Regions from separate parts of the Homo sapiens genome. Here region 2 is linked to region 1. Evidence: chromatin loops called from intact Hi-C (ENCODE). Cell type or tissue: psoas muscle. All regions are shown on one strand. Links, peaks and the distances in the headings refer to the core of each region. The heading gives the core; the rest is flanking DNA. Region 1 overlaps SLF2 (SMC5/6 complex localization factor 2). Region 2 overlaps OGA (O-GlcNAcase).

Region 1 (10,536 bases), core at 1,694-9,693:
TTTTTTTACAACTTTCATTTATAATTAGACAAATATAACATTTGAAACTATCAAAAAATGTCTTTTTAGTATACAGCATGACATGAAACCAAAAAACCACAAAGGAAAAGGCTGCATGCAAAAATCAAACCACAAATTAATAAGATACAAATATACAAAATAATATACCAACATAGTTTTTCAAAGATGCTCAATATCACTAGATCAAAGAGATGTAATAAAAACAGTAAGATATCACTGGCTGGACGCGGTGGCTCAGCCTGTAATCCCAGCACTTTGGGAGGCCGAGGCAGGCGGATCACGAGGTCAGGAGATCGAGACCATCCTGGCTAACATGGTGAAACCCTGTCTCTACTAAAAATACAAAAAGAATTAGCCAGGCGTGGTGGCGGGTTCCTGTAGTCCCAGCTACTCGGGAGGCTGAGGCAGGGGAATGGTGTGAACCCGGGAGGCAGAGCTTGCAGTGAGCTGAGATCGTGCCACTGCACTCCAGCCTGGGCAACTGAGCAAGACTCCATCTCAAAACAAAACAAAACAAAACAAAACAAAACAAAAAAAGATATCACTGATTGACTTCAAAATTGGCAATGATCAAGAATATCGATAATACCCTAGTATTATCGATTTTCTAGTATTCATAAGAATACTAGAAAAGAGGAAAGCAGTCTTAATGCCTCAGGTGAGTGTAATTTGGTTAAAACTTTTACACTAGGGCCAGGCGCAGTGTCTCACACCTGTAATCTCAGCACTTTGGGAGGCTGCAGTGGGAGGATCATTTGAGCCCAGGGGTTCAAGACTGGCCTGAGCAACATGGCAAGATCCCGCCTCTACAAAAAATTTTTAAAAATTAGCTGGGTGTGGTGGGGCATGCCTATAGTCCCAGCTACTTGGGGGGCTGAGGGGGGAGGATCACTTGAACCTGGGAGGTTGAGGCTGCAGTGAGCAGTGATCGCACCACTGCACTCCAGCCTGGGTGACAGAGCAAGACCCTGTCTCAAAAAAAAAAAAAAAAAGAAAAAAAAAAAAACCCAAAAAATCCAAAACAACTAATTGGTAATATTTATGCCAAGTTATTATTTTATACTTTCATCTAGTTAGTCTTTGTACATACAGGAATTCAGATGCAAATAATATGCCTGTAATGCCTTTTTACATACAGGAATTTAGAAACAAATAATATACCTTTTTTTTTTGAGACAGAGTCTCACTCTGTTGCCCAGGCTGGAGTGCAGTGGTGCAACCTTGGCTGACTGCAACCTCTGCCTCCCAGGTTCAAGCGATTCTCGTGCCTCATCCTCCCAAGTAGTTGGGCCTATAGGCCTGCGCCACCATTAGGCTAGAGACGGGTTTCTCCATGTTAATCAGGCTGGTCTTGAACTTCTGGCCTGAAGTGATCCACCCATCTCATTCTCCCAAAGTGCTGCGATTACAGGCTTAAGCCACTGCACCTAACCTCTGATATAACTTTTTTTTTTTTTGGGACAGAATCTCGCACTGTCACCCAGGCTGGAGTGCAGTGGTGTGATCTTGGCTCACTGCGACCTCCGCCTCCCAGGTTCAAGCGATTCTCCTGCCTCAGCCTCCCCAGTAGCTGGGATTACAGGCACCCACCACCATGCCCGGATAATTTTTTGTATTTTTAGTAAAGACTGGGTTTCACTATGTTGGCTAGGGTGGTCTCAAACTCCTGACCTCGTGATCCACCTGCCTTGGCCTTCCAAAGTGCTGGGATTACAGGCATGAGCCATCACGCCCCGCCTGACATAACTTTTTACAAGACAATTTTTTGGGAACAAAAATCTCAAGTTTAAAAAAAATTTTTTTAAATCATTTAACAAAGTAATTTTATAGTGGATTTGTAGAGGAACACATATTGTATTTCTATTATTATCTTTTTCATTTGCTTAGAAGCCATAGATTGTAATACATTTAAATTTAAAATGTAAAGGGTTGCCGAGCACAGTGGCTCACACCTGTAATCCCAGCACTTTGGGAGGCCGAGGCAGGCAGATCACTCGAGGTCAGGAGTTCGAGAGCAGCCTGGCCATCATGGTGAAACCCCATCTCTAATAAAAATACAAAAAAAAAAAAAATTAGCTGGGCGTGGTGGTGGGTGCCTGTAATCCCAGCTACTTAAGAGGCTGAGGCATGAGAATCGCTTGAATTCGGGATGTGGAGGTTGCAGTGAGAAGAGATCGTGCCACTGCACTCCAGCCTGAGAGACCAAGAGAGACTCTGTCTCAAAATAAATAAAATAAAATAAGATAAAATAAAATAAAATAAAAATGTAAGGAGGAGTAACCTGAACTCTACTTTCAAACAGTCATATGGCTTGTGTCATTTTGAACACAATCTATGTGAAAAAAAAACTTCTGCTATGATGTTTGTGCTGTTAAGCTCTGCCACTAGGAGGCAACACCATTCACAGACATGTTACACATAGGACAAGGTTTCTAACAATCTTTTTGCGGTGGGTGAAAAATTCCACGGTGGGAAATACAGTGATTTCAGATAATTAAGTAAATGTGTAAAGGAGTATATACAGCAATCTAATGTCTATCAGTTGAGATTGGGTTAAATAAATCATGGTATAGCCTAACAAAGGAATACTATGAAGCCACTGAAAAGGATAACGTATCAACACTCTGAGATGAAATGCTCAATAATTTACTGCTATCTGAAATAAACAAGTTATAAGACACATTCACATGTTCTGTTTATGTTAAGTTACATGGCAATTTTTGAATGCAGAGAATACTCTAGAAAACACTGACCAAAATGTAACAGCTCCAGAAATTAGGACTTGGGAGTTCAGCCTTCTTATTTTAATTAAAAAAATTTAAACTGTTCACTCAAACAGATTCTGACAGAAACTTCTTTTTAAAAATATTTTAGGCTGGGTGCAGTGGCTCACGCCTGTAGTCCCAGAACTTTGGGAGGCCGAGGTGGGTGGATCACTTAAGGCCAGGAGTTCGAGGCCAGCCTGACCAACATGGTAAAACCCCATCTCTACTAAAAATAGAAAAATTAGCCAGGTGTGGTGGCACAGGCCTGTAATCCCAGCTACTTGAGAGGCTGAGCAGGAGAATTGCTTGAACCTAGGAGGCGGAGGTTGTAGTGAGCAGAGATCACGCCACTGCACTCCAGCCTGGGTGACCAAGTGAGACTCTCTCTCAAAAATAAACAAACAAACAAATAAATAAATAAATTTTAATCTCCTTTCCATTTTACTTGAACTTTTCATAATCAAACCTGAATTCCTTTTGAAAATTGTTAAAAAAAAAAAGTACTAACCTTTTTCTGGTCTACTACATTTAGACACTCATGATAAAATCACAAAAATGCAAGGATTTTAATTACATTTTAACATTAAACTTACAAAATACTGGTTAGGAGTATAGCATTAAAATGAATTGACATAATTTCTAAAAACTACTTACAAGTTGGTAAAGCCTCCCACGATGAAAACGGACTTGGAATCAAAAAAGGAGAAATGAGACAGTGTCTTACACAGGGAAAGTGTTTAATGAATGATTAGTCTGGTTTTCAGAAAATAAATATGAAATGTATTAAAAAACTGCTTAAATGAAGGTATGCTTGTATGTCATAATTAGGGTTTGAATGGCTATAACAATGGGCCCACATCAACAAGAGGCAAATTAACATAGATAAATGCAAAGTCTTACTTGGAGGTTTAAGAAATGATATACACAATTAGAGAATAATGAAGCCCTGGCATAACAGTAAAGGAAATTTTTTGTTTGTTTTTTTGATATGGGGTCTTTCTCTGTTCCCCAGGCTGGAGTACAGTGGCATGATTAGTTTTGAACTATAATAAGTAGAAATTTGTAGGTTTCTTCAGATGGGCAAGAGTCTCACTGAAAACTGCTGGTAAGACAGACCTTATCTGGAGCATGTGTCCACGTATCTTTAGTGGAGGCAGTGAGGGAACACTTTAGGAGTGACATTGACAAGCTACTCCTTTACTTGGATCTTACCTTAACCGCAAGACCTTCAACTACTTTACACTTTAAAAAAGCAAACTTTCTCTCTCACCCCGGTACTCTCTGTATCTACCTTACCCTACGTTTTCTTCATAGCACTTATCATCTGACACAATACATTTACAAATGTGCGCGCGCGCGCGCGCGCACACACACACACACACACACACACACACTTATTGTTTGTCTCCTCTACATTAGCATGTGGGCTTCATGAGATCAGAGACACTGATTTTTTCATTGCTGTTCTCTCCAGTGCCTGGCACAGCTGGCACTCAAAATGCCAACTATATAAAACAATGAACGAAAGTCTGTACTGGAATATCTCTCCAGTTCTCACCAAATACGAGATTTCTTGAAATGCTATCATAAAACCCAGAGTAGAAACTCCATGTTTTTCCCACTTTTCACTTTATATATAATAGCTGTAGTTCTCTGACACCATTGATACTTTTTTCCTTTTTGTTATAGGATTTCTGGGGCCAATACTCACATATTATAAAGGACTCTTTTATACTACGATTCCTTTTTCCTGAATGTATATTTTTCACACATTTAGGATTTTATTAAAGTGGAACACTCAGTAACCTGAGAATAATTTTTTTTTTTTTAAACAGATGTGGTCTTGCTATGTTGCCCAGGCTGATCTCAAACTCCTGGTCTCAAGTAATCCTCCTGCCTTGGTATCCCAAAGTGCTAGAATTACAGGCATGAGCCACTGCGAAGAATAACTTGTCATTCATAATCGTTCTCGTCTTTGAAAGAAGCATAATTCCAATCTAACTGAGTAGTTACTATAGTACTTGTTGATACAGAAGCTTTTATACTGGAAAAAGCCCCATCCATGCCCTCCCATATAAATGTCTTTTTTTTTTTTGAGACAGAGTCTCACTCTGTCCCCCAGGCTGCAGTACAATGGAGCAATCTTGGCTCACTGTAAACTCCACCTCCTGGGTTCAAGCAATTCTCCAGCCTCAGCCTCCTGAGTAGCTGGGATTACAAGTGCCCACCACCACACCTGGCTAATTTTTGTATTTTTAGTAGAGACAGGGTTTCACCATGTTGGCTAGGCTGATCTCCAGCTCCTGACCTCATGATCCACCTGCCTCGGCCTCCCAAAGTGCTGGGATTGCAGGCATGAGCCACCACTCCTGGCTGATACAAATGTCAAGAGTAAGAAACTTCTACATTTATCTGCATGAAGGTCCGAAGTATCTAGAGTAACACCAGAACTCCATACATAAGCATCAATGATACCACTGATATTTAAAAAGTTACCAATTGAGTTAACTTTCTGGAATTATCATATCTTAAATTTAAGATAATTATTTAAGTGGATTTAAGCGTTAAATATGAATGGGGAAAAGAAACACTTGGTTGGATTTGCATCCAAAAAAAAAACCATATATACGAATGGGGAAATATTAGCATACAATTAAAATTCTGAAAATGTATATAGGTACCACCATAAACATGAAAAAAGGTTAAAAAGAAATTTAGGTATGTAAGCATTAGAAGATCCCTTCTAAAACTAACTATAATAGTGATTTATCACTGTGGTGAAGGGTTCAGGCACAACTAACACTGACTGTCCTGTACAACTATCTACATTATCCCTTTCTTCATAATCTCTTTATATTGACTCTTTTTGCTACATTCTAAGCCACTGACATCATGGATGTGCTACATTAATTTTTTCTGCAGTAATGTGCAAATAAAATTATGTTTAAAAGCTTTTGACTTAGAAATATAGTAGGAGGCAACTATAACCCTCTAAACATTCCTCTTACCCGAAACAGCCACTTTAACACAGGGACAGGACACTGGACATAGTGATAAGCAGACGTAAGGAAACCTTGTGTTGTCAAAAAAATCTGATCTGTTTTTCCCGATCTGAAAAAATAAAGTAAAATCAACATGGCTATTAACTTCATGGCAAAATACTTCTACTATCACCACCAACACATCTGACATAATCAGAGAAATGAGCAAGCAAACTGTCTTCAGTCCATAGAGGTGGACTCTATACCAATATGGATGAGTTACTCATAAAATAAATTTAATTGATGGCCTAAAGCTGATCCAATCTGTTGGCTAGGCTCCACATTTAACTGGCAGACAAAGCTACATTTGCTGGTAGTGTTGAGAAAGAGCCTATCAAGTCTCAGACTGGGGAAGTACTTTAAAAAATTGGCAGCAGAACTGATGTGATCTCTCTAGAGCTGAGATATCATGCACTGAGAGAAATTAGATCAGTTTGGGCACTGTGGTGGAGATTACTAGTTGCACATCCCAGCATCTATTTTTGCCTTTCTTCTTGGTAACTGAACCCTGATCTGTAGCTGCAAACACTGGCTGCCTGAAATAAACATCACTCTCTGGCTTCCCTTGTGGCCAAGTGTGGTCATATTGACTAAGTTTTCTATTCAACTAACTTAGTGTGTGGGAATGCTGTGTGGAATTTCTGGGAATTTGAACTAAAGGCTGGAGCTAGAACAGCACCCGAAGCTAGGTGCTAAGAATGGTGGAGAAGAAAGATTATATGGTAAAACTGGCACTCCAGCCCTGGACTTCCTGCTTTTATACTTCTTTCAAATATACTTCTTGTTTAAACCACTATTATTTTGACAATCACTGTTATTATACACTGATCTTAATCATAATTAATAAAGGCATGAGATGTGTCAAACAACTATCCTACACTGCTTCCTATAATTAAAGAAGAAAACATAAAGATCAATAGTAATAAGAGGATTAGGAAACTTAATAGGTCATAATAGAAATTAACCTTTTAGAAGATTACGTGAGTCAGAAGTGTTTTAGAGTAATTTTTTATACATATAAAAGTAAAATGTCTATTTTTCTACTTACTTAAGAATAAGTTTTTCTACAGCACTTTGTCCAATAAAACCAGAGTCTCTTAAATCCAAGGTATACTGATTGAAAATTTTTCCAGAATTGAGGAAATTAAATATTTCTTCACCTGGATGATGATCAGGAATAGCATCAATTGTAACTGAAAATTTCTTTAGAAATTCCCTGAAACATAAAAAAAGTCAATCAATACCAAATTGTTACACTACATATAGTTTTGTATTTAAAAGCTGGGTGCAAAGAAAACCATTTTTTAAGCCAATGTTAATCCCAAATTAGAAGACTAGCATGAGAAAAGTATGCTTTGCTTCTTCCACTTTTTGTAGTTGTTAGTCAAAAGCCACTAAATGTGTCTATGTGAAAAGAAACAATAACCAGGAGAAAAGATAAAAGATGAAACCTGGCCCTAACATTTGCCTTTCAAACCCATTACAGACAGAAACCTATCATAAATTATTCACTAACAGCCATCAATGGCCCATTTATTTTACAAAAACAAAACTAAAAAATGTAAAAACTTTAATAAGGTAAAATACATTATGAAAAATGCTATACTTGTGCTCTTCTAAGAGGCCATCCTCATCATCTGTACTGTCTTCTTCTCCAATTCTGATTGGGGATTTAATGCCTCGGCCTTGCCTTATGTCTTCTTGTAGTTGCTTCTGCAGTTCATCTAGCCTGAGAATTGGAAAGAATGTTATAACAGTTTACTCTAAAAATATTTTTAAAAAGTCTTTAGTTTATATCTAAAAGCAGCACAAAGAAAACCCTTATTAAGTACCCTGGTATATAACAAATTTTGTTATACTATCGGTCAAATTATGTCTCCCAAATACATCACGACGTACAATTTTCATGAAAACAGATATATTTCAGGTGCTAGGCTTTTACCCAGTTACCAGTGTGGCATTAGAATAGTGTTCCACTGCATAAAAGACTTGAGGATTTCCATAAAGCTAGAACTTCAAGAATGATCTGTCCAAACCACTCACAGAATGGGAAAGGAAAAATGGCAAAGAATAAACATCACTAATTTGATTATCCTCTCTACTCTTTAAAGTTCACTGGGTTCTAGATGCCCAACAACCTGATAAGTTAACTAGGCTTTCTAGCAGCAGTAGTTGTCACTGTCATCATCATCACAACACCTAACATTTACCGAGCACTTAATATGTGACAGGCACTGCACTAAGGGCTTTATATATTAACTCTTTTAACCCTTACAACAACTCCATGTAGTAGTTTATAACGCATTTTATAGATAAGAAAACCAACATTAGAAAAGCAAAGTAACTTGCAAGAGCTTGTAATGCAAGGATGTGGGATTCATAGCGAGAGAGTCTAGCTCTAGAGTCCTTGCTTATACTGCCTCTCCAAGATTAAGTTATTTTAAACAAGGTCCTTACCCCAGCCACAAACAGTGGATAAGTACAGCTGAGGAGTAAATAACTAGTAAATGTACTGTTCTATCATTATAGAAAAGGGTCAATCATTCAATTAAACTAGTACTACTGTCTTTCATTTGTGAAGTGCTCAATTTTAAAGGAGGAACTTCAGATTTCATATCACAGATCACAAGAATTCATGAAATATTTAAAGAATTTTAAATACAGACAAGTTCTCTAATTAAATTCAGAAAGGGGGAAGCTTTTGAACTACTAATCATCTGAAAAATTCCTAAAGTTAGCTACTTGGTTATCAAGTTTGAGATATGTAGCACATACCAACTTCCATGTAATCAAGTCAGCTGAGCTGTTAGTGAAGTTCTCCAGGCTAGGTTCAAGGACACTCCTTGAATTAACAAGGAATATATTTTTCCCCTCTTATTAGCAAAACCTGTCCATAATTAGTCACATAAATTTCATTAAGATCATTATGATCCTCAACTTTTCTCTCTCTCTCTCTCTCTCTCTCTGTCTCTCTCTCGTGTGTGTGTGTGTGTGTGTGTGGGGGGGGGGGGGGGTGTTCATCATAATTCTAAACTTTTTCCTCAAAAGAGTAACTTGATAGAAATATTTCAGAAAATTCTACCTGTGTGAACCGCCCCACCCACCAAACAAGCCAATTAAAAACAGGCAAAGAATCTGAAAAGACATTTCTCCATTTGTATAACAAATGGCCAATAAGCACATGAAAATATGTTAACATCATTAGTCATTAGGGAAGGCAAACCAAACAATAAGGAGATACCACTTTACTGTTAGGATGGCTATTATCAAAACAAACAAAAAACAAAGATAAAATAATGTGTTGGCAAAGATGTGGAGAAACTGGAACCCTTATTAATTGTTGGTGCAAATGTGCAATGGTGCAGCCATTGTGGAAAACAGTGTGGCGGTTCCTCAAAAAATTAAACGGAATTACCATATAATCCAGTAAGTCCACTTACGTGTATATGCCCAACAGAATCTAAAGGAGAGACTTGAAGAGATATTTGTATACCCATGTTCATAGCAGCATTATTCACAGTAGCCAAAAAGTGGAAGCAATCCAAAGGTCCACTGACAGATGACTAAAGAAAATGTGTTATATACATAATACAATGGAATAATCAGCTTTATAAAGAACGGAAATTCTGACACATGCTACTATATGAATGAACTCTGAAGACACTGCCCTGAATGAAATAAACAGTCGTAAAAGGACAAATATAATACCACTTACATGAGATAACTAAAACACAGTCAATTTCATAGAGACAAAGTAGAAGGGTAGTTGCTGAGGGTGGGAGGAAGAGGAAAATGGGGAGTTATTGTTTAAAGGGTATGGAGTTTCAGTTTGGAAAGATGAAAAAGTTCTGTAGCTAGATGGTGATAATGGTTGCACAACATATAAATTTACTTAATGCCACTGAACTGTACATGTAAAAATGGTTAAAATGGTAAATTTTATATGTATTTTCCATTAAAAAAACACAAAAAATTCTACCCATGCTTTCGATCTAGAATTTCAGCTATCAGATACTAGTTGTAATAAACAGAAAGGAATTTATATTATTAGTTAGTGCAGTATACTATAAAAACCTGGATCTTTTGATCCAGTCTATGAACAAGAGAACCCATCTTATTCCCTTTTTTTTTTTTTTGAGATGGAGTCTTGCTCTGTTGCCCAGGCTAGAGTGCAGTGGCGCAATCTCGGCTCACTGCCACCTCCGACTTCCGGGTTCACGCCATTCTCCTGCCTCAGCCTCCCCAGGAGCTGGGACTACAAGCGCCCGCCACGACACCCAGCTAATTTTTTTTTTTATTTTTTAGTAGAGATGGGGTTTCACCATGTTAGCCAGCATGGTCTCGATCTCCTGACCTCATGATCCACCTGCCTCGGCCTCCCAAAGTGCTGGGATTACAGGCGTGAGCCACTGCGCCTGGCCCCCCACTTTTTTTTTTTTTGAGACGGGGTCTTATTCTGTCACCCAGATTGGAGTGCAGTGGCTCAATCACAGCTCACTACAGCCTTGACCTCCTTGGGCTCAGGTGATCCTCCCAACCTCAGCCTGTTGAGTAGCTGGGACCATAGGTATGTGGCACCATGACTGGCTAATTTTTGTATTTTTTGTAGAGATGGGGTTTCACCATGTTGCCCAGGCTAGTCTCAAACTCCTGGGCTCAAGAGATTTGCCTGCTTTGGCCTCCTAAAGTACTGGATTACAGGCATGAGC
Region 2 (10,536 bases), core at 1,372-9,371, 870 kb before region 1:
CAGCCTCCCTAGTAGTTGGGATTACAAGTATGCGCCACCACGCCTGGCTAATTTTTGTATTTTTAGTAGAGATGGGGTTTCACAATGTTGACCAGGCTGGTCTCAAACTCCTGACCTCAGGCAGTCCTCCTGCCTGGCCTCCCAAAGTCCTGGGGTTACAGGCATGAGCCATTGGGCCTGGCCTACCCTGATTCTTAAGAAAGCATTTTCTTTCTTTCATATTATAAAGTAGTTATGTGTAGGTTTATTTAGTTAGGAATTCCAGCTGTTCAGAGATGGCAAAACAAAAAAAAAAAGCAAGATCCAGTACCATGGCTCATGCCTGCAATCCCAACACTGTAAGAGGCTAAGGCAGGCGGATCACTTGAGGCCAGGAGTTCGAGACCAGCCTGGGCAATATGGCAAAACCCTCATCTCTACTAAACAAAAATTAGCCGGGTATGCCTGTAATCCCACCTACTCAGGAGGTGGAGGTTGCAGTGAGTCAGGATCGTGCCACTGCACTCCAGCCTTGGGCAACAGAGCAAGGCTCTCAAAATAAAAAAGCAGCGGCTGCATTTTATGCCTTTCAAATGCTGCAGGAAATAGAAATGGCTTAAGTTCAGTAAGAGAATTGACAATTCAGTGTTTTTGAGAAGTGGCAATGAAAGGGAGGAAAATGTTTATTGATTTTAGCCTGTTTCCCCAAAAGGATAAGAAACTATTTGGAAGTGAAAAAGAAGGGCCTCTTATTTTCTGTTGGTTCAGATTTCAAAGGTGTGAAAACTATTCTTTTTCCCTTACTGTGACATTAAATCACTTCAGGCTTGTACCATTTTGTATGGCCTGTTGTTAAGTTGGACATGACAATTTGTAAAATGTGAGGATCTTTTCCTTTCTTGTAAGTTAGAAGAAATAACCTCTTCAGTTAAACCTTCAGTGAAGGTTCTTTTAGTTTTCTGTTCTGCTTTCTAAAAACATAGACTCTGTTCTTTAGAGCAACTTATGACTCTCATCTCTGCTGCACGAGAATATGAGATAGAGTTCATCTATGCGATCTCACCTGGATTGGATATCACTTTTTCTAACCCCAAGGAAGTATCCACATTGAAACGTAAATTGGACCAGGTAACTCCTTACTTTTTATTCATTTTTCCTGACTATGTACTTGAAACTAGAAGTTTACTCAGTTGCTTTTACGATGTTAAAAGGAAATCAAATTCCTATTTCTTTGTTTTCTTTTTTTGTTTGTTTGTTTTGTTTTTTGAGACAGAGTCTTGCTCTGTCGCCCAGACTGGAGTGCAGTGGCACAATCTCGGCTCACTGCAACCTCCTCCGCCTCCCGGGTTCAAGTGATTCTCCTGCCTCAGCTTCCCGAGTAGCTGGGACTATAGGTGCGTGCCATCATGCCTGGCTAATTTTTGTATTTTTAGTAGAGACAGGGCCTTCACCATGCCAGCCAGGCTGGTCTCGAACTGCTCACCTCATGATCTTCCCAAAGTGCTGGGATTACAGGTGTGAGTCACCATGCCTGGTTTTTTATTTCTTTGTTTCTATAAGAATTTTTTTTACTTTGAATGCTTTTTTTTTCTTTTTTTTTTTTTTTGAGACAGAGTCTTGCCCTGTTGCCTGGAGTGCAGTGGCCCAATCTCGGCTCACTGCAACCTCCACCTCCCAAGTTCAAGCGATTCTCATGCCTCAGCCTCCTGAGTAGCTGTTACAGGCACACCACCATGCCTGGCTAATTTTTATATTTTTAGTAGAGACAGGGTTTTGCCACGTTGGCCAGGCTGGTCTCGAACTCCTGACTTTAGGTGATTCACCCACTTCAGCCTCCCAGAGTGCCGGGATTACAGTCGTGCGCCAGTGCACCCAGCCTTGAATCCTTCTGATAGAGGAATATTTTCCAAATTAAGTAAAAAGAGCTTTACTGGAGGTACTAGTTCTTCTCAAATTTCAGTTTGCATAAGAACTGCCTTAAAAGAATGATTAGAAGTGAAGCTTGGAAGAATGCTGACTGCTGGACTTTATTTCCCAAATGGATAAGGTGGGGACCGGGAATCTAGGTGATTGGTGGTCAAGAACCACATTTTGAGAAATTATATATACCCTAGGCTGCTTGGCTTGAATTTACACCTGAGATTACAGAAACAGGGTTTTACCTATTAGACATTAGTTTCTTCAATTATATGGACGAAGAGATGTCTGGAAATGGCTAGTTTCCCAAGATGAGAAGAAAAACAGACTAGGTGAACCTAATTGAGTGTAAAGTCTGCTTAATGTAAAAGCTGCAGACTTCCTTTGGTCCAATGTAGGGGGCTTCCATTTTCCTTTTTTTTTTTGAAACTGAGTCTTGCTCTGTCGCCCAGGCTGGAGTGCAGTGGCGCGATCTCAGCTCATTGCAACCTCTACCTCCTGGGTTCAAGCAATTCTCTGGCCTCAGCCTCCTGAGTAACGGGGATTACAGGCATGTGCTACCACACCTGGCTAATTTTTTTGTATTTTTAGTAGAGATGGGGTTTCACCATGTTTGCCAGGCTGGTCTCGAACTCCTAACCTCATGGTTTGCCCGCCTCGGCCTCCCAAAGTGCTGGGATTACAAGTGTGAGCCACTGCGCCCGGCCCCATTTTTCTGTTATTTTAGTTTGCTGGTTTTTCTATATACATGTCTTATTTCTTTAGGCAAAGATTTATATGGGTGGCATTAAAATGTCTGGTAAAAAATTTAAGGCAGTTGAAATTTTCATGAATGAAGTTATTTTACTATTTGATAAAATTCTATTCTTTCTGATTCATACCTGGTTAGGTTTATCTGCAAAGGGATCAGTGTGCCTTTTGGGACTAGGACACAGCCTGGCTTTTTCATGTCTTAAGGTTACTTACTCATGTTTCTGTATTTTTCTGACTTTGTTGGGTCTTCTACAATCAGCAGCAGCCCATGAGGACTAGGAGGCTAGGCCACTTTGTTGGATCATATTGTCATATAAGTTGAGTATCCCTAATTCAGAAATCTGAAATGTTCCAAAATATGAAACTCTTTGAGCTCCATAAAATTCAAAGGAAATGCTCATTGGAGCATTTCAGATTTTGGATTTTCAGGTTAGGGATGCTGAATATAATACAGATATTCCAAAATCCAGGAAAAAACAAAAATGAAAATCCAAAACATTTTTGGTCCCAAGCATTTCAGATAAGGAATACTCAGCCTGTAGTGCATTCAAACCCAAATGAGAAATGGGTCCCAAAACTGTTTAACTTACGATTTTTTAATTGAAAATGTAAAAACAATAAATCTGTCTTTGAACATTCTAGTAAGGAAAATACTGGATTTTAAGTATAACTGTTAACGCTGTAATGTTTGGAATTCTTAATTTTTTTACTCTTGATTCTTTTTTTTTTTTTTCTCCTAGGTTTCTCAGTTTGGGTGCAGATCATTTGCTTTGCTTTTTGATGATATAGACCATAATATGTGTGCAGCAGACAAAGAGGTATTCAGTTCTTTTGCTCATGCCCAAGTCTCCATCACAAATGAAATCTATCAGTACCTAGGAGAGCCAGAAACTTTCCTCTTCTGTCCCACAGGTATTGTATATAATGGCTTTACATTTAACTAGTCTTCTTGGAATATATAACTTATAAAGGACCATGGGCCCCATTCTCTCTCCACTTCCCTCCTCCTTTGGTGTGTAAAAGTAGGAATCTTTTTTTAGAAGACATTTTTCAAGATCCTAAATTGGAGAAATTTTAGGAACTAATAAATGACAACTGACTAGGCAAAAGATTTTTATGTATTTTTAAGTACTGGAAGTATATGAACATTACATTGTCAATATTAAAAGAGGGATAGTATTGAAATGAAAACTGGAGAAAAACCAAATTACATTGCTTTTACCTTAGTCACTTCTCATTTCCTCCTACTTGTCCCCTTTTTCTGCCCATGCATATCTGTCCCTTTTTGCACTCCTCCCACTCCCATCTGGGCTCTTATTTCAAGTAGTCAGCATAGAAAGCTTAACAGTTTTTCCCGTTTTCCTTTCTTTTTGCCCCTCTGGTTTCTTTCATTGAAAATATTTTAGTCTCTTAGTTGCTTCTCAAAATTCAACTTACAGGAAGTTTTCCCCACACTTCCTTGTTCAGGAAGAATTTTAGATTAAATTATTTAACTTTCTTTGTGTGTATTGTGAGCCGAGAACCTTATTTTAGTTGAGTACTACATTAGTACCCAGAAGTTTTAAGATTATACTGGGAATTAATTAGCTGCAAGTTACAGTTTAAGTTGCAGTTGAGTACTAATAGCCATTGGTATATGCCTTTAAAAAAATTTTTTTTAAATTTTACTTTTAAGTTTGTATTATTTATTTAGAGACCGGGCTATAAAACTGGCTAATTTTTATATTTTTGGTAGAGACGGGGTTTCGCCATATTGCCCAGGCTAGTGTCGAACTCTTGGGCTCAAGTGATCCACCCGCTTCAGCCTCCCAAAATGCTGGGATTGCAGGTGTGAGCCACTGTGCCCAGCTGCCATTGGCATATTCTTGTATTAGTTCTATTATGATATTATCAATTCATTCTGTTTGGCGTTTAATTGTAACTGAGAAAAGTAGGCAATTCAGAATTCTGTAGAAAATGCTGCAGTTCTTGTTTTTTTAGTAAACTTGTATTTCTAGTAACTGTAGTATCGTAAGAATTGATCTGTACTACTGTTGGAGGAAAAATACCAGATTTTATGAATTTCTTAAATGAACTGCCCACTTTAGTTCCTTGTAGGAGGCCTTTTATCATTTAGATGAAAATAATTTAGAATTGGCAGACATTTTTTCCACATTCAAAAACCCATGGGCCTTTTGGGAGGCCAAGGCGGGCGGATTGCCTGAGCTCAGGAGTTTGCGACCAACCTGGGCAGCATGGTGAAACCCCATCTCTACTAAAATACAAAAAAAAATTAGCCGGGCGTGGCGGCGTGCGCCTGTAGTCCCAGCTGCTTGGGAGGCTGAGGCAGGAGAATTGCTTGAGCCCAGGAGGCAGAGGTTGCAGTGAGCCGAGATCGTGCCACTGCACTCTAGCCTGGGCATCAAGAGTGAGACTCCGTCTCAAAGAAAACAAACAAACAAAGAGAAAACCCATGAGCATTTTAATTCTGACTTTTTTACTTTTCTCCCTACATTTAGAATACTGTGGCACTTTCTGTTATCCAAATGTGTCTCAGTCTCCATATTTAAGGACTGTGGGTGAAAAGCTTCTACCTGGAATTGAAGTGCTTTGGACAGGTAAGTCTTTTAAGATTTATACAGTCAAAGTTGAATTAAGTAGGACTTGCAGAAATTGCTTGTTCTTGTTAATTGAATACTTTTTTTTTTGAGACGGAGTCTCACTCTGTCGCCCAGGATGGAGTCCAGTGGCATGATCTCGGCTCACTGCACGCTCCGCCTCCCAGGTTCACACCATTCTCCTGCCTCAGCCTCCCGAGTAGCTGGGACTACAGGCACCCGCCACCACGCCTGGCTAATTTTTTGTATTTTTAGTAGAGACAGGGTTTCACCATGTTAGCCAGGATGGTCTCGATCTCCTGACCTCGTGATCCACCCGCCTTGGCCTCCCAAAGTGCTGGGATTACAGGCGTGAGCCACCACGCCTGGCCTTTTTTTTTTTTTTTTTTGAGACAGAGCATTGCTCTTGTTGCCCAGGCTGGAGTGCAGTGGCACAATCTCAGCTCCCTGCAAACTCTGCCTCCCGGGTTCAAGCAATTCTCCTGACTCAGCCTCCCAAGTAGCTGGGATTACAGGCACACGCCACCACACCCAGCTAATTTTTGTATTTCTAGTAGAGACGGGGTTTCTCCATGTTAGCCAGGCTGGTCTCAAACTCCCGACCTCAGGTGATCTGCCCACTTCGGCCTCCCAAAGTGCTGGGATTACACATGTGACCCACTGCACCTGGCCCAGAGAACTTGTTAAAATACGCTTTCTTTTACAAAGTTTACATATTCTCTTAATATGAAAAAACATCTATCATGGTTGGGGAGCCTGAGTGGGGAGCCTGAGGTGGAAGCCCCCAGGAGTTCAAGACCAGCTTAGACAACATAGAGAGACTGTAGAAAAAATAAAAAACTTAGCCAGGTGGGCTGGTGCACACCTGTAGTCCCAGCTACTTAGGGGGCTGAGGTGGAAGGATCACTTGAGCCCGGGAGGTAGAGGCTGCAGTGAGCTGTGATCATGCCACTGCACTCCAGCCTGAGCAACAGAATGAGACCCTGTCTCAAAAAAAATTCAGTTAATAAATAATAAAGATTTATAGGGAATTGGGCTAAAAGGTATTGATCCCATCCTTAAGCAGCGTTAGGAAACTCTTCTATTTTATAAAACGAAAAAAATAAAGCTCAGTAAAAGACATGTTGTGTTTTCAAAAGAAAAATTGTGGCTGGGTGCATTGGTTCGTGCCTGTAATCCCAGTGCTGTGGGAGGCTTGAGTTGAGGTAGGAGGATCGCTTGAGGCCAGGAGTTTAAGATTAGCCTGGGCAACATAGCAAGCCCTTATCTGTACAAAAAAATTTTAAATTACTGTGACATGGTGGGGCACACCTGTAGTCCCAGCTACTTGGGAGGCTGAGGTGAGAGGATTGCTTGAGCTCAGGAGCTCAAGGCTGCAGTGAGCCATGATTACTCCATTGCACTTCAGCCTGGGTAACAGAGGAGACCCTGTCTCAGAAAAAGAAACGTTGTTATAAAATGTACATGTAAGGGGCCAGGCGCAGTGGCTCACGCCTGTAATCCCAGCACTTTGGGAGGCCGAGGCAGGCGGATCACAGGGTGAGGAGATCGAGACCATCCTGGCTAACACAGTGAAACCCCATCTCTACTAAAAAATACAAAAAATTAGCCAGGCGTGGTGGAGGGCGCCTGTAGTCCCAGCTACTCAGGAGGCTGAAGCAGGAGAATGGTGTGAATCCAGGAGGCGGAGCTTACAGTGAGCCGAGATCACACCACTGTACTCCAGCCTGGGCGACACAGCGAGACTCTGTCTCAAAAAAAAAAAAAAAAAAGTACACGTAAGGAAAACAATAAAAAGTTATATATGCAGTATATTTTAAAGAACCATGATTCTTTTTTTTAAATATATTTTTTAATTTAAAATAAAAAGATAGGGTCTCGCTGTGTTGCCCAGGCTGGTCCGAACTCCTGGGCTCAAATGATCTGCCCACCTCTGCCTCCCAGAGTGCTGGGATTACAGTTATGAGCCAATGCGTCTAGCCAAGAACCATGATTCTTTTAACGAACGGTTGTCGTTATTTCTAGGTCCCAAAGTTGTTTCTAAAGAAATTCCAGTAGAGTCCATCGAAGAGGTTTCTAAGATTATTAAGAGAGCTCCAGTAATCTGGGATAACATTCATGCTAATGATTATGATCAGAAGAGACTGTTTCTGGGCCCGTACAAAGGAAGATCCACAGAACTCATCCCACGGTTAAAAGGAGTCCTCACTAATCCAAATTGTGAATTTGAAGCCAACTACGTTGCTATCCACACCCTTGCCACCTGGTACAAATCAAACATGAATGGAGTGAGAAAAGATGTAGTGATGAGTAAGTAGCCTGTACTTGATCTTTCACCTTGGGAGGAGAGCTGGGGTTAACTAGAGCCAGTGGAAAGTATGCATTCCTTTGTCATCACAACTTAAACAGTTTTATTTATTTTTTTAAAAACGTATTTTGTTTTACTAAGGAGGAAACAAAACCAAGTGGTTTTATTATGGTATGTTGTTTCATTCTGTTGATGAAGATGTATATGATAGAAGAAAGGTTGAGTGTCTTTGGACAAGTCACTTAACCTCTTTGCCTTAGTTTTTTTTTTTTTGTTTTTTTTTTTTTTAGTATGATTCAGAAGCAGCGTGGTGGCTCGCTTATAATCCCAGGAAATGCACTCCAGCCTGGACAACAGATGAAAATCCTATGAAATAAATAAAAATAAAATATGGTTCAGTCTTTGAAGTCTGAGTACTAGAGGAGACAGTCTTTTAAGTGTTTCCATTATCTCTAGAATCATTCGGATAAAATGTATTTTCAGGCAATTTTATTGAAAAGGATATTTTAGATAACTAGATACTCTTGAGTCACTTAGATCATTTAGATTCAGCTTACATTTATCTTTTATGGAACATACTCTTTTTTTTTTTTTTTGAGATGGAGTTTTGCTCCATCGCCCAGGCTGGAGTGCAGTGGCGCAATCTCAGCTCGCTGCAACCTCTGCTTCCCAGGTTCAAGCGATTCTCCAGCCTCAGCCTCCCGAGTAGCTGGGATTGCAGGCACACCCGGCTTTTTTTTTTTTTTTTTTTTTTTTTTAAAGTAGAGACAGGGTTTCACCATCTTGGCCAGACTGGTCTCGAACTCCTGACCTTAGGTGATCCACCTGCCTCGGCCTCCCAGAGTGCTGGGATTACAGGCATGAGCCACCCTGCCTGGCCGAATGGAATACAGTCTTATTTTAGACATTGGCTTACTAATTTTTAATTTATGAAAAATCTCTAATTAATAGAGTTCTAAGTAAGGTGCTTGATAATTATTTACATTTAAATAATCTGTCATGGGGCAGATGCATGTTCATGGGCACTGAGGGGGCAAAGAATAAAGTAGTTTTTTTTTTTTCTTTTTGAGATGGAGTCTTGCTCTTGTTGCCCAGGCTGGAGTGCAGTGGCGCAATCTCAGCTCCCTGCAACCTCCGCCTCCCAGGTTCAAGTGATTCTCCTGTCTCAGCCTCCCGAGTAGCTGGGATTACAGGCATGCGCCACCATGCCTGGCTAATTTTGTATTTTTAGTAGAGACGGGGTTTCTCCATGTCAGGCTGGTCTTGAACTCCTGACCTCAGGTGATCCGCCCTCCTGGGCTTCCCAAAGTGCTGGGATTACAGGCGTGAGCCATCGCGCCCAGCCATTCCTACTTTTGAGAAACAGTCTAGTGTTGGGTAAGGCTTATAGGCAATTGTACTATAGTGTGATAAGTGTTGTAATAGTTTAATTTATAAAGTGCTGTGTGAACACGGGAGAGAGTGATTATTTTTGCTAAGAGATTTCACAGACTTTTAAGCTGGATCAAAGTATGAGGAGAGTTTGCTGGGCGTTAAAGGTTTGTGGGCTGGAGGTTAAAAACACTGAACACTGAAAATTTTTTTTTTTCTTTGAGACAGAGCCTCGCTCTGTTGCCCAGGCTGGAGTGCAGTGGCGCGATCTTGGCTCATTGCAACCTCTGCCTCCCTGGTTCAAGCGAGTCTCTGGCCTCAGCCTCCTGAGTAGCTGGGATTACTGGCGCACACCACCCCATCTGGCTGATTTTTATAGTTTTAGTAGAGACAGGGTTTCACCATGTTGGTCAGGCTGGTCTCGAACTCCTGACCTGGTGATCTGCCTGCCTCTGCCTCCCAGAGTTCTGGGATTACAGGCGTGAGCCACTGTGCCCAGCCTGAACACTGAACTTTTGAAGTTCCCTGAATTTTGGCCCATTTTGGCTACTGAAGTGTCATGATAGTATGTAGTAATATTAATAGTTGTCATCTGTTTCTCAATTCCATACCTCTGCTTTGAATTGTTTATTGAATTAATGTCTCCCTTTTGTTTGGCTCAGTCATTGTCATCCTCCTCCCCTCAATAAAAAACAAATTGGGAATATAATTTAAATGCTGTCAGCGTACATGGCACTTAACTCCTACATCTTTTAAGGCACAGCAAGGAACATACTAAGGGTGGCAGACACTATCCAAACCTGGGACATACGTAGGAAATATTAAGGAAAGCTAAGAATAGAGAGTTTTTAAGTACAAAATCAAAAAATTCAGACTTAATTTTCTCTACCACTATCCTGGCTCAGAGCTTTGTTGCCTTATGTGTGCTAATTTGTGGGTCTCTGTCGATTATCTCTTTTTTTTTTTTTTTTCTGAGACGGAGTCTTGCTCTTGTTGCTCAGGCTGGAGTGCAATGGCCCGATCTCAGCTCACTGCAACCTTTGACACCTGGGTTCAAGCAGTTCTCCTGCCTCAGCCTCCCGAGTAGCTGGGATTACAGGTGCCTGCCACCACGTCTGGCTAATTTTTTGTATTTTTAGTAGAGATGGGGTTTTACCATGTTGGCCAGGCTAGTCTCAAACTGCAGACCTCAGGTGATTTGCCCGCCTCAGCCTCCCAAAGTGCTGAGATTACAGGCATGAGCCACCATGCCTGGCCTCTTCTTTTTCCCTCAGCGCCTTTATTAATGAAGTTACAGTCGGTTGTAGTGGCTCACGCTTGTAATCTCAGCACTTTGGGAGGCCCAGGTGGGCAGATCACAAGGTCGAGTTCGAGACCAGTCTGGCCAACATGGTGAAACCCCATCTTCACGAATAATAGAAAAATTAGCTGGGCATGGTGGCATGCGCCTGTAGTCCCAGCTACTGGGGAGGCTCAGGTGGGAGAATTGCTTGAACCTGTGAGGCGGAGGTTGTAGTGAGCCAAGATCCTGCCACTGCACTCCAGCCTGGGTGATGGGGTGAGACTCCATCTCAAAAAAAAAAAAAAAAAAAAAGAAGTTACAAGGCCCTG

Evidence for each region. Peaks named below come from ENCODE experiments on the same cell type or tissue, not always from the same donor. Only the 100,000 strongest peaks of a DNase experiment are listed, where the experiment ranks them.
Region 2: it touches region 1 in a loop (5-fold over the local background); 2 of 110 quality-filtered maps call a loop at or near these places.

What each region holds. Positions count from the first base shown.
Region 1 is chr10:100,926,337-100,936,872 of GRCh38, reverse strand. It overlaps SLF2 (SMC5/6 complex localization factor 2), which reads right to left. Exons shown (of 20, transcript NM_018121.4): 7 at 7,434-7,556; 8 at 6,876-7,043; 9 at 5,795-5,897. Among named protein-coding and RNA genes, the nearest start is that of SLF2, 19 kb to the right of the region's middle. In psoas muscle, for the core only: CTCF peaks have their summits at 2,416 (motif pointing right) and 6,388; no DNase peak of the experiment used is centred there; H3K27ac peaks cover 2,607 bases.
Region 2 is chr10:101,800,755-101,811,290 of GRCh38, reverse strand. It overlaps OGA (O-GlcNAcase), which reads left to right. Exons shown (of 16, transcript NM_012215.5): 4 at 977-1,107; 5 at 3,390-3,561; 6 at 5,148-5,246; 7 at 7,272-7,556. Among named protein-coding and RNA genes, the nearest start is that of OGA, 12 kb to the left of the region's middle. In psoas muscle, for the core only: no CTCF peak of the experiment used is centred there; no DNase peak of the experiment used is centred there.